2 separate regions of the Homo sapiens genome follow, and region 2 is linked to region 1. The links are chromatin contacts, found by Hi-C in ENCODE. All regions are on one chromosome and are shown on one strand. Each heading gives the region's core, a stretch centred on a gene start or an enhancer-like site at or near the end of the contact. The rest is flanking DNA. Distances are from core to core; before and after follow the strand shown.

Region 1 (5,319 bases), core at 1,059-3,558:
CAGAAAGAATACAGCCTTGTAGTCACCTTGGTTTTAGTTCACTAAAACCCATTTTGGACTCTTGACCTCCAGAATCGTAAGATAATAAATGTGTGTTTTAATCCACAAAGTTTACGATAACTTGTTACAGCAGCAATAGGTAACTAATACACTGGGCATGGGTATAAGGGTGAAAGGAGCATTGAGAAGAAGGGCCTTGTACAACTGGGTGGATGGCTGTTTGGGACCCCAGAGTCTGGGAACCCAGAAGCAAGAGTGAATGAGGGGCCGGGTGCAGTGGCTCACACCTGTAATCCCAGTACTTTGGGAGGCTGAAGTGGGGGGATCATTTGAGGTCAGGAGTTTGAGACCAGCTTGGCCAACACGGTGAGACCCCATCTCTACTAAAAATACAAAAATTAGCCAGACATGGTGGCACATGCCTGTAATCCCAGCTATTCAGGAGGCTGAGGTAGGAGAATCACTTGAACCCGGGAGGCAGAGGTTGCAGTGAGCTGAGATCACGCCACTGCAATCCGGCCTGGGCGACAGAGTGAGACTCCATCTTAAAAAAAAAAAACGAGTAGGGGAAGAACAGAAGGTAAAGAAACATTGACGTGGCACTTAGTGAGGTTGGGGTGCCTGTGACACATCCCACTGGACAACTGGCCATAAGGATCTGGCCCTCAGGAGAAAAGCTGACCCCGAGAGAGGGCTTTTGGAGCACCCTCAAATATTCTGTGATTGAAGCCAAGGAGTGAGAGAATTCGCAGAAACAAACAGAATCAGAAGAAAGGAAAGCCTAGAACAAAACCCAAGGAAAACTAAAACTCAAGTGGAGCAAAGGGGAGTGGCCAGAGAGGAAGAGGAAAACCCAAGACTTGTGGGTCACAGAAGGCAGAGGAGGGGAGAGTTTCAAGGAGGAAAATCCAACACTTACGGAGCACCAAAAGAAGAGAAGGGAAGAGTTTCAAGGAGGGGACCAGTGTCTCGTGTTCCTGACAGGAGAAAGAAATGCCTGGAGAAAGAAATGATTGAATATCTACGTCAATATTGAAAGTGGATTTAGCATGAGGCTACTATAGTTTAAGCTTCAGAGACCCTTCATAAGCTCAGGAAGGGGCCCTAGAAACTTCGTATTTGTAATTGTTTTATTCTTCCTAAAGAGGGACTCAAAATTCAGAAACTTCAGGGCCTATCAAATTCTTACCAGTATGATTTCACGGTTAAGAGCTTAAAGCCTGGAGACAAAAGAAGCCTGCTTTCCCTTTCGCTGTTTAGTAACTTTGGATGGGTCACATTAACTTTCAGCCTCGGCTTTCCTCAGTTGTAAAATGGGAATAACGTTTCCTACACCTATAGGGTTATAAGGCTCAAAGAGTACCTACACAGTGCCCCGTACATAATCGATGTTTATAAGCGTTAGCTACCATTGTCACTCTTGTCGTTGTTGCCGTTAGCTACCATTGTCACTCTTGTCGTTGTTGCCAGAACAAGACAATAAACTCCTTAAGAACAGGATGTGGCATCCCCCAAAGCCCATCACAGGCACACAGACATACTTGCCAAGTGAATACTCCACTCTCCCCCAACTCTCTGCGTGTTTAACTAGAAATACAACTTTAATTATATTCTTAGTGCGACACACACGGTTGGCTTTTCAGCAAGATGCCAGTAGCAGCTTCCTGAAAAAGGGTGCCTTCGTCTCAGTGTTCCCCCTTCTTGGTGAGCCCCGAAACTCACAGATCGTTTGTCTCCCGCACCCCGCCGGCTCCTCCCTCCCGGGTCAACCTGGGACAGACGCGGAGATAACGCACTGACAGCATTAGCATTGTGTGTGCCACTTAAAAGGCGCTCAAGGAATAAGGGATGTTAGTACATTTTCCCCCACATTTCCTGGCCCGCACTCATTGCCTGGGGGCTCAGCGGAAGTCGCTTGGGGGTGCGGGGGGGTGGAGGGTGCGGTAGGGATGGAGCCTCGCCCAGTGCTTTCGCCTCCTCAGCGTGCTCCCCGGGCCCGGCTGGGTTCAGGTGTCCCTCCGGGCCGCCGGGGCGGGCTGGAGGCCGGGAGCGGGCAGTCGACGCATCCGCCGCCGCCGCAGGAGGCGGAGCGCTGCACCTGGCGGCCGGTCCTCAGCGCCCGGCCCTGAAACGGGTCCAGCCGGTAGTGACCGGCGGCGGCGACTGTGAGGCCGGGGCCGGGGAGGAGGAGGAGCCGCAGCGGGAGAGAAGGTCGCGCCGGCGGGAGCGCTGGGCCCTCCGCCTCCGTCCTCCGTGGCCCCACCCGGTCCGCATCCCTCGCCTCGCCTCGCCGCGCCCCGCCCAGCCCGTCGCAGCCCCGGAGGAGCGCGCGAGCAGCCCGGGATGGTGCGCGCTGCCCCGACAGCCGCCGCCCCGGCGCCCCGAGCCGCCGCCCCGTGCTCCGGGGACAGGGCTCCCCGCGCCCCGCGCAGCTGAGCGCTGCCGCCGCCGCAGCAGGTGAGTCGGGCCCGGCTTGCGGAGAAGGGGCTCGCAGACCCGCCCTGGCCTCCCCCGCCCCGCACGGGCCCAGCCGGAGGGCGGGTAGGCACCTCAGCCGCGCACACCTGCTGCCGGGAAAGGGGCTTCGGGGCCGGGGCTCGGAGCCCAGCGTGCGCCGCTGTCTCCGCTCGGGCCTCGCTCGCCCGCCGCTCCCTCCCTCCCTCCCTCCCCCGGCTTCCGTGTCGGGTGTCATCTTTGTGGGGTGCTGGGGGAGGCTGCCGCCTGCGCCCCCAGCGCGCCCCGTGCTGGCAGCACTTCCGCAAACGTAACTGGAGTCGGGAAAACAAAGGCGCTGCCCAGGGAGCCCTCGCCGGGCGCCCACAGCTGCTGCCGCGGGTGGGGACGGAGGGTGAGCGCCGATGCCCGGGTCCTCCTCCGCCCGGGCCGACCCGCGCCCTCGCCATAAACATCCCTGGGAAAAAGGAGGAGGTGAGAACCTCCACACAGCCCCAGTGACAAGGACGCGGCCACTTGTGTGGCAGGAGGAGGAAATTGACAACGTCTGCCCTCCCAGGTTAATAAATACGGAAAAAAAAATACCTCTGCTCTGCCAGCCACCATCCTAGCAGACATCCCCCACCTCGTGCTTTACTTCCACTTGGTCTAACATGTCTCTGGAGCCCTTTTGAGATACTACTGGGGGTTGCTAGTCTTTCTGGGTCATATTTATTGCCCATAGAGCAATTTTCCTGCAAATTTAGGTAAGATGGTGGAAAAATACAAACGCAACTTTCCCCCTCGTTAATCCCATCCCCACATGGACAGACAGGTGGGTTAATTACCTTTATGCATTCGCAACCACGGACGTTTCTTTTCATCCCAAAAAGATTGAATAAGCACCTCACAGAACTACTGGAACATATAATACCTTGCTTATTAGTGTGCAAAAGACTTAAAGAGTTGGGGTTCTAATCCCAACTGGTATTTAAATAGATGTGTGTGCTTGGGCATGTCACATCTTCCTGAGCCCCAGTTTTCTCACATGGAAAAGAGGATGGTTGGATATTATAGTGGCCAAAATTTCCCCTAATCCTTCTAGAAGTCCATGATTTTCTAGAAATCTAACCTCTTAAGTATAGATGAATGTGAAGGGTGGGTGGACATACAGTTGACTAAAATATGTAATAAAAGGAGATGTGTACTTGGTAGGTCCTTTCCCCAAGATGTGGGCACTAGCCAGCTAAAAGTGTATGCATCTGTTTTAGCCTTGTTAAGTAAAAGGATAGGATCCTCCTCTTTGGGAAGCTTGGCTTTTGACACGTCAAGCTGCTAGCAGAGGTGCAGGATATGGTCAGCTGTTTAGTGATAGTCAGATGGCTTGTATTTATCACGAGGTGTAAGTAAAATTTAGGATTGCTTAGGGGAAGGATGGGACATTGTTAATGAGCCCAGTGCAGGATGCTCTGGGGAAACAGGAGGAGAGAACATCACTTCAATAATGCATTAAAGCTACTAAGTAGTTGTGTGTCCTTCATGTTTACAGCAGTTTATTTCTAAGGCACTTTCCATCTCTATACAAATAAATATAAAAGCGTGAAGGCAAATAAAACACAAAGACAAAAAGCAGAGTTCACAGGTATTTGGTGGTGTGAGTATTGGATCACCAATTCCATCATATATAGTGTCTGGACTATTAACAGTATTAAGGCATTTTTTTGGGTACTTATTATGTTCAAGACACCATTGTAAACATTTAGTATCTCAATCTCTGTAAGATAAATCTTTCCCCTAGTTCTGTGCATGACAAAAAGGAAGCTCAGAAGGGTTAAGCAACTTACACAAACCACATAATCAGTAAGAGGTAGAGTTAAATTTGACCTCATGTTTCTGGCTCCAAAGCCCAGGAAATTTCCACATGGTGTCCCTCCCTAATCAGAACCTATTAAGTCTCTCCACCTACGCAGATGTCTTCCTTAGCTTCGTGCCTTTGAAAATTAACTTGATTTCAATGTACATGTATTACTTATGTTAACATTTAGCCATGTAGGATAATTTATATATTTATTACGTATGTATATTAATGTGTGTATGTTTACCCTTTTGTCCTCACCAGTTGTAGATTGAAGGCAGTATGAAGCTGACAGGTTTCTTTGTTTTACTTCCTTTGACAGCAAATCTTAATTTGGCAATCTCATTATAGGGAAAGGAAGAAATGCAAAAAATGTGTGTCTGCTAGCTATTTTGCACATTGGCTGAAAAATCAAGATGCTGTATATTAAATGAAAAAAATGGCTGGGCAAGGTGGCTCATGCCTGTAATCCCAGCACTTTGGGAGGCCGAGGCAGGTGGATCACGAAGTCAGGAGTTCAAGACCAGCCTGGCCAAGATGGTGAAATCCCACCTGTAATAAAAATACAAAAATTAGCTGAGCGTGGTGGCGGGCGCCTGGAATCCCAGCTACTCAGGGGGCTGAGGTAGAGAATTGCTTGAATCCGGGAGGTGGAGGTTGCAGTGAGCCGAGATCGCGCCACTGCACTCCAGCCTGGGCAACAGAGCGAGACTCTATCTCAAAAAAAAGAAAAAAAAAAACTAGCTTCAGAAGAAATTTATATACATTTGTTTAAACCTGCATACAGGCACACATACGCCTTTTTGTCCCCAAACTGTTGACAGTAGTTTTTTTTTTTTTTTTTCAGACAGAGTCTCGCTCTGTCACCAGGCTGGAGTGCAGTGGCTCGATCTCGGCCTACTGCAACCTCTGCCTCCTGGGTTCAAACTATTCTCCTGCCTCAGCCTCCCGAGTAGCTGGGATTACAGGCACATGCCACCAGGCTCAGCTAATTTTTATTTTTTTAGTAGAGACGGGGTTTCATCATGTTG
Region 2 (5,466 bases), core at 32-2,531, 440 kb after region 1:
ACTCACCACCTGGCAGGTGAAGGGTTGTCATCCTGGTTGGCAGGCAGGGCACAGATAGTATTTGGCACAAGGTGGTAGTGGCTCAGTGGCTCAAGACTTCACTCATGATGACCTGGAAAAATATCCTGGTGAAGTAAAATGCTGTAGCAAATATGATGATGCAGGCATTTAAAATGCATGGGGAGGGTGGATGGTGCCTACAAATAAACATTTTTAGGATTATTAGTCAGAAGCAGAGATAATACTGATATCTAGAGATTCAAAGCATGGTTATGGTCCCCTCCACCTCCACTAGTGTGGTGGTCTACAGGGCCAGGTAATAAACGAGTTGGCTAAAATTTCACCCACTGGATTCAGGAATCGACTCAGTGGTCATTTCCCAAGTTCCTGAGAATATCATTGGAATTGGCTTAGCATTTGGAATAACTCCCACATTCGGTCCTTGGGCTATCATAGGGGAAGAGGTTAAGTGGAAACCTCTGAAACTGTCCCCAAACCCTAGCCAAGATAATAAATTAAAAAAACAGTATCGCCAGGCACAGTGTCCCATGCCTGTAATCCCAGCAGTTTGGGAGGCCGAGGCAGGCGGATCACCTGAGGTCGGGAGTTCAAGACCAGCCTGACCAACATGGAGAAACCTCTTCTCTACTAAAAATACAAAAATTAGCCAGGCGTGGTGGCACGTGCCTGTAATCCCAGGTACTCAGGAGGCTGAGGCAGGAGAACTGCTTGAACCCGGGAGGCAGAGGTTGCAGTGAGCTGAGATGGCGCCACTGCACACCAGCCTGGGTGACAGAACGAGACTCTGTCTCAAAACAAACAAACAAGCAAGCAAACAAACAAACAAATACTATCATATCCCATGAGATGGTAGAAATGATTGCTACAATTAAAAACTTAAATGATGCAGGAGTAGTAATCACTCCATTTCTGTTTAACTCACCAATGTGGTCCGTGCAGAAACCAGCTGGGTCCTGGAGAATAACTGTGTACTATTACAGACTTAATCAAGTAGTAAACCTGATGATTATAGTTACTGTGCCAGATGTGATACTGTGCTAAGCAGATTAATAAAACTTCAGGTACCTAGTTTTTAGCCATTGATTTGGACAACATATTCTTTTCCATTCCAATTAGGAAAGAAGATCAGAAAAGGTTTGAATTCAGATGAAATAGACAATAATATTGATCTCCGATTTTGTCTTGGGGCTATGGTAACACTCTTACCCTTTGCCATAATTTTGTCTGAAAAGGTCTGAATCACCTATGAGTCCCTCAGAACACCACCCTGATTCATCACATCAATAAAATCATGATGACTGGACAAAAGAGGAAGAGGTGGCCAGTATGCTAGAAGCCTTGGTTAGATACATGCTCCAAAGGGTGGAAGATGAACTCTACAAAGACTCAGGACCTGCTAGTACAGTGAAATATTTAGGAGTCCACTGGCCATTACCTCCAAAGTAAAAGACAAATTGCTGAATCTGTGAACAAACATGGGAGGGGGCATGAAGTGTGAAGATTTTTTGTATTGTCCCTTAATGTTCAGCAAATAGCAACTACCATGAAAAAAGTACTCAACAGATAAGTAGACAAAATGACTCACCCAGTTGATTTTAGTCATCCCAGAACTGACACAGTGGGTACGTGAATGAAGTAGCCCCAGTGGCAGGCATGGAGGCTATATATATATGGGCCCAACAGCATGGTCTACCACATACTGAGACAGACATAGCTACTGCTGTCTCTGAGTGGCCAGCTTGTCAGAACCAAAATCAGTGCTAAGCCCCCAATAACATACTTCTGACCTGTTTTCTCCTTGCCTTCTGTGAAGTATCTGTCACACCCTTTATGAGATGGGAGTGGAACAGAGGTGAGCTCATGGAAAGGTACCTACTCTTGTGACTCCTCTACCGGCTGTCTCAAGTTACCAGACAAATGGATGATTCAACATGCTGGTGGGAAAAGAAAAATACCAATTTTTCCATTCAAGGTTAGTTACTTCAAGAAAAAGAAATGACATAAAATGTGGAGATTGTCCATGAGAAAAGTGAAAAAATTAAAATAATAGACCATTAAAAGAATCCTAACCCGCAGGGGGAAAAAAAAACTAATAAAAAGATCAGATCAGTTTCTTCCAAAAAAAAAAGGCTAAATGAGACTGGTAATATAAAGAACAATGCTATACAAGGAAAGGCAATTTTCAAAAAGTAAGAAGGTATCACAGAAGCACATGTGTTAAATGTATCAACTAAAATTTAGACATGTCAAAAAAAAACTCAAGAAGTATACTTGAGTATCTTGAGGGACTCAAAAATGAATACTAGAAGACTCTAAAATCACTAAATGGTAGAGTCCAGTTGAAATATAATAAGCCCAAATTTAATGTCTTGCTTTAGGAGGATCAGGGGATTCCCAAGCCACATTTTGCTTCTGCAAAAACAAATTAGAGGAATTAGATCAAATTGTGATCATGCTTAGGTCATCTACAACGAATTAGCTAACCATTTATAGAACGACTCCTTAGAAACAGATATTTTTCCAATATTTCGCCACTTTTATTAATATTAAAGTTCTTACCAAAGGCCATAGCTACTCCTTATGGTGCCTTTGTAAGAAATAGAAAAAGATGTTCCCTTGGGAATTTCAGCTTCCACTCTCCCTTGTGAAGGGGCAACCTTATTCCACTCACATACCCACTCAGCAAATAAAACTACCACCTACCCCACATAGAAAACTGAGACCAAGAGTGGCAAACTCCTTCAGCTTCTGTCTTCCCCTTTGATTTACCTCTATCTTTGCGTGTTTTCTGCTGTGTGATTCTTTCCACACATACCCCATCCTCCTCTCCTTTTCTATCCTCCAGGTTCCAGCCATACCCCATTTACACGCTCACCCCTTTAGTCCTGCACTTTCTATGTTTTGTCTTCCTCAGCCTTCAAGGAGACATAAGTCTCCTTACTTTAAAAACACAAAAGTTTTCCCTCCACAAACTTGTTGAAAAAGCACTGCTCCTCTTTATCCTCCCTTGCTCACCTGTCATTTACTCCTCCACGCTCTGCACTATTGTATTACATCTCACCCCTCGATTCAAAGACACAAAAAGGTCACTTTGACTCACTAAATCACAATAATTTCTGTTTCTATCCTTGACATCTCTGCATCATTTGACTCTATTGACCTTCTTTCTTTAAACTTCCCCTGGCTTTTTGGAGAGTTCTACCTCTCTGACTTCTCTTTCTCAGCTTATTATTCTGTCTTTTATTGATTTTTTAAAAGGGCAGGGGAGCGGCGCAGTCTCATCTCTTTCTAAGGTTTAATGATGGCATCTACTGTGGAATAAAAGATCATTGAAAACTTGTACACACTTAATGTTGGTAGAAAATATATTTTATTTTATCGGGGGAAATCCTGTCTAAATAACATTTTAGACTTCTTAGAGAACAAAAAAAACTAAATGTCTTGCTAAGCATAGCAATAGATATAATGTTTTTGGAAGTGTTTGATAGGATTCTGTACTAAAAACAATTTAATAAAACAGAAATCACCACGAAAAATACTTAATGGATAAAAACTGCCCTAAAAACACTAACCATAAGGTCATAGGCTAAATGGTGCTTGCATGTGTAGTCAGTGAACTGAACAAGCACTAACATGTGCAATGTAATCAGAAAAACAACTTTCTTTTTTCTCTTCCCTCACTAACTTAAATTTATTCAGTGGGTCTTGCTTTCCCCTTCCTCTCTGTAGAAACTTGACTTTTCTTCTTACCCTTATATACTAAGAGTTCACTTTGTTGGTTCACTTTAAGATTCTCCCTTGACTTGAGATAAAAGTGGAGGTGATACTCCCTTCACAGTGAGTTCGAGATTCTGTGAAGTGGGTGTCCCCTTTTAAAAAATATATCACTTCTACAAATGCCTAGTAAAAACACCCTTTCATGCCATTGATGTGAGTAAGGACTCTAAGAGTACTGTAACTTTTACTAGTATCACTCTAAAATTCATAAATTCACAATTTTCTTGGGTACCCGTTACGTTTCACATTAGGACATCAGCCAAAACTTCCACTTGAACATTCCATTACGCTTGAATGAAGAGGTTTAAACAGCGAGGCATATCAGAGATTGGCTCTAAAGCATCCTTATGAAACAGGTTGGTAAATGATTCACAGGTGAACATATGCGTGAAATCTCCAAAGTGGCATATGACACGAAACTTCCAGTTAGTAAAATGCCAAGTCAATAGAATAAACTGCAGGAAGATTTCACCAGGCTGGGTGAGTGGGCAGAAGAGTGGCAGATGAGTGTTCAAGGACAAGAGAGCAGATGCTTTCAGGACAAATAATCCAAACGTAATTCTCAGGGAAGTGGTCTCCTGGGTATCAGTCATGATCCTCTGGAAAGATGGGCTTCAGAAAGGTACAAACTTGCATACAAAACAAGGCTCCTATTTACAGTTCATATGTTACTGGAATTTTTTAAATTAATGCATGTTTGAACTAAAGTTCTTTATCTTCATTAAAGTCATTCTGTTTTTCAGTGAAGGACAGGGTACATGAATTTCAAAACCAAATTTCAGGACCATGTTTTATAGCAGGAATTTACCTTCAGCCAACATTTTCATGTCTATTTGTAAATAAAGTAAGTTTTTCAAACATAAATTTATTATTCTTCGTACAGAACTACTTAGAAGGTCTTTAGTATGAATATGCAAATATATTTTCCTTTTTGTTTCTATTAAGATGTGTGTATATCTTTATCTACGTATTTTCTCTCAATCGGGTGTGTGTGTGTACAGTTGATAATACAAATATGGAATTATTTGAGGTGTAATTAAAAGTCCTCAAAGGACTTTCTCAAGATTTTTTTTCCCATTGAAGAGGGGAGGCATTGGATAGCTGGTGCAATTTCTGCTAATAAAAATAAATGTCCTTCAGACAGGAATTAGATAAGCAGCTTGTTTCTGCAAAACTTGAACTGCAGCCAGTCTTGTACAAACTCATTTCATAAATATTTCCCTCTTCAAAAAAAAAAATTGAGAAGATGGATGTATTCAAAATTTTCCAGGAAGGTACTAAGAATTCTGCTCATGATTATCTCAGGAGGAAGCTTCCATCTGTTCTCTCTAATAGTTTAACTTGCTCTACTTTGTTCCATATTTCTCAACGAGGACTTTGGAGTTTCTGCATAAGATCAACTATTTTTCTCATTTCCCTCTTTTATTAAAATACCACACTTATATGAAGGATGAGCCCTCTGCTATATTGCTTACAGTGCTATTTTAGGATAGAGAAAATATTTTGTCACAAAGAAAGACTTCCTGACATCTCTATGGCTATATAAATATTTATAATTTATATATCTTTTTAAATGCTATGATTTTTTTTTTTTTTGAGACCGAGTTTCGCTCTTGTTGCCCAGGCTGGAGTGCAATGGCGCAATCTTGGCTCACCACAACCTCCGCC

The links. Hi-C counts contacts between places; a loop is a spot of excess contacts on that map. Pooled maps may share reads with other maps.
Region 2: a pooled map shows a loop between it and region 1 (4-fold over the local background). The contact joins the enhancer-like site here to the promoter of MFSD6 in region 1. A Hi-C loop is called at or near these places in 4 of 50 pooled maps.

The regions. Positions count from the first base shown.
Region 1 is chr2:190,406,047-190,411,365 of GRCh38, forward strand. MFSD6 (major facilitator superfamily domain containing 6) reads left to right here and starts at 2,309. Exons shown (of 8, transcript NM_017694.4): 1 at 2,309-2,457. RefSeq lists an enhancer at 1,580-1,629 and a silencer at 1,890-2,929.
Region 2 is chr2:190,842,755-190,848,220 of GRCh38, forward strand. No RefSeq gene overlaps it. Among named protein-coding and RNA genes, the nearest start is that of GLS, 35 kb to the right of the region's middle. RefSeq lists an enhancer at 571-1,770. Within about 2 kb of position 1,282, at least 4 of the 41 ENCODE cell types and tissues checked have a DNase peak (open chromatin) inside an H3K27ac peak, as active enhancers do.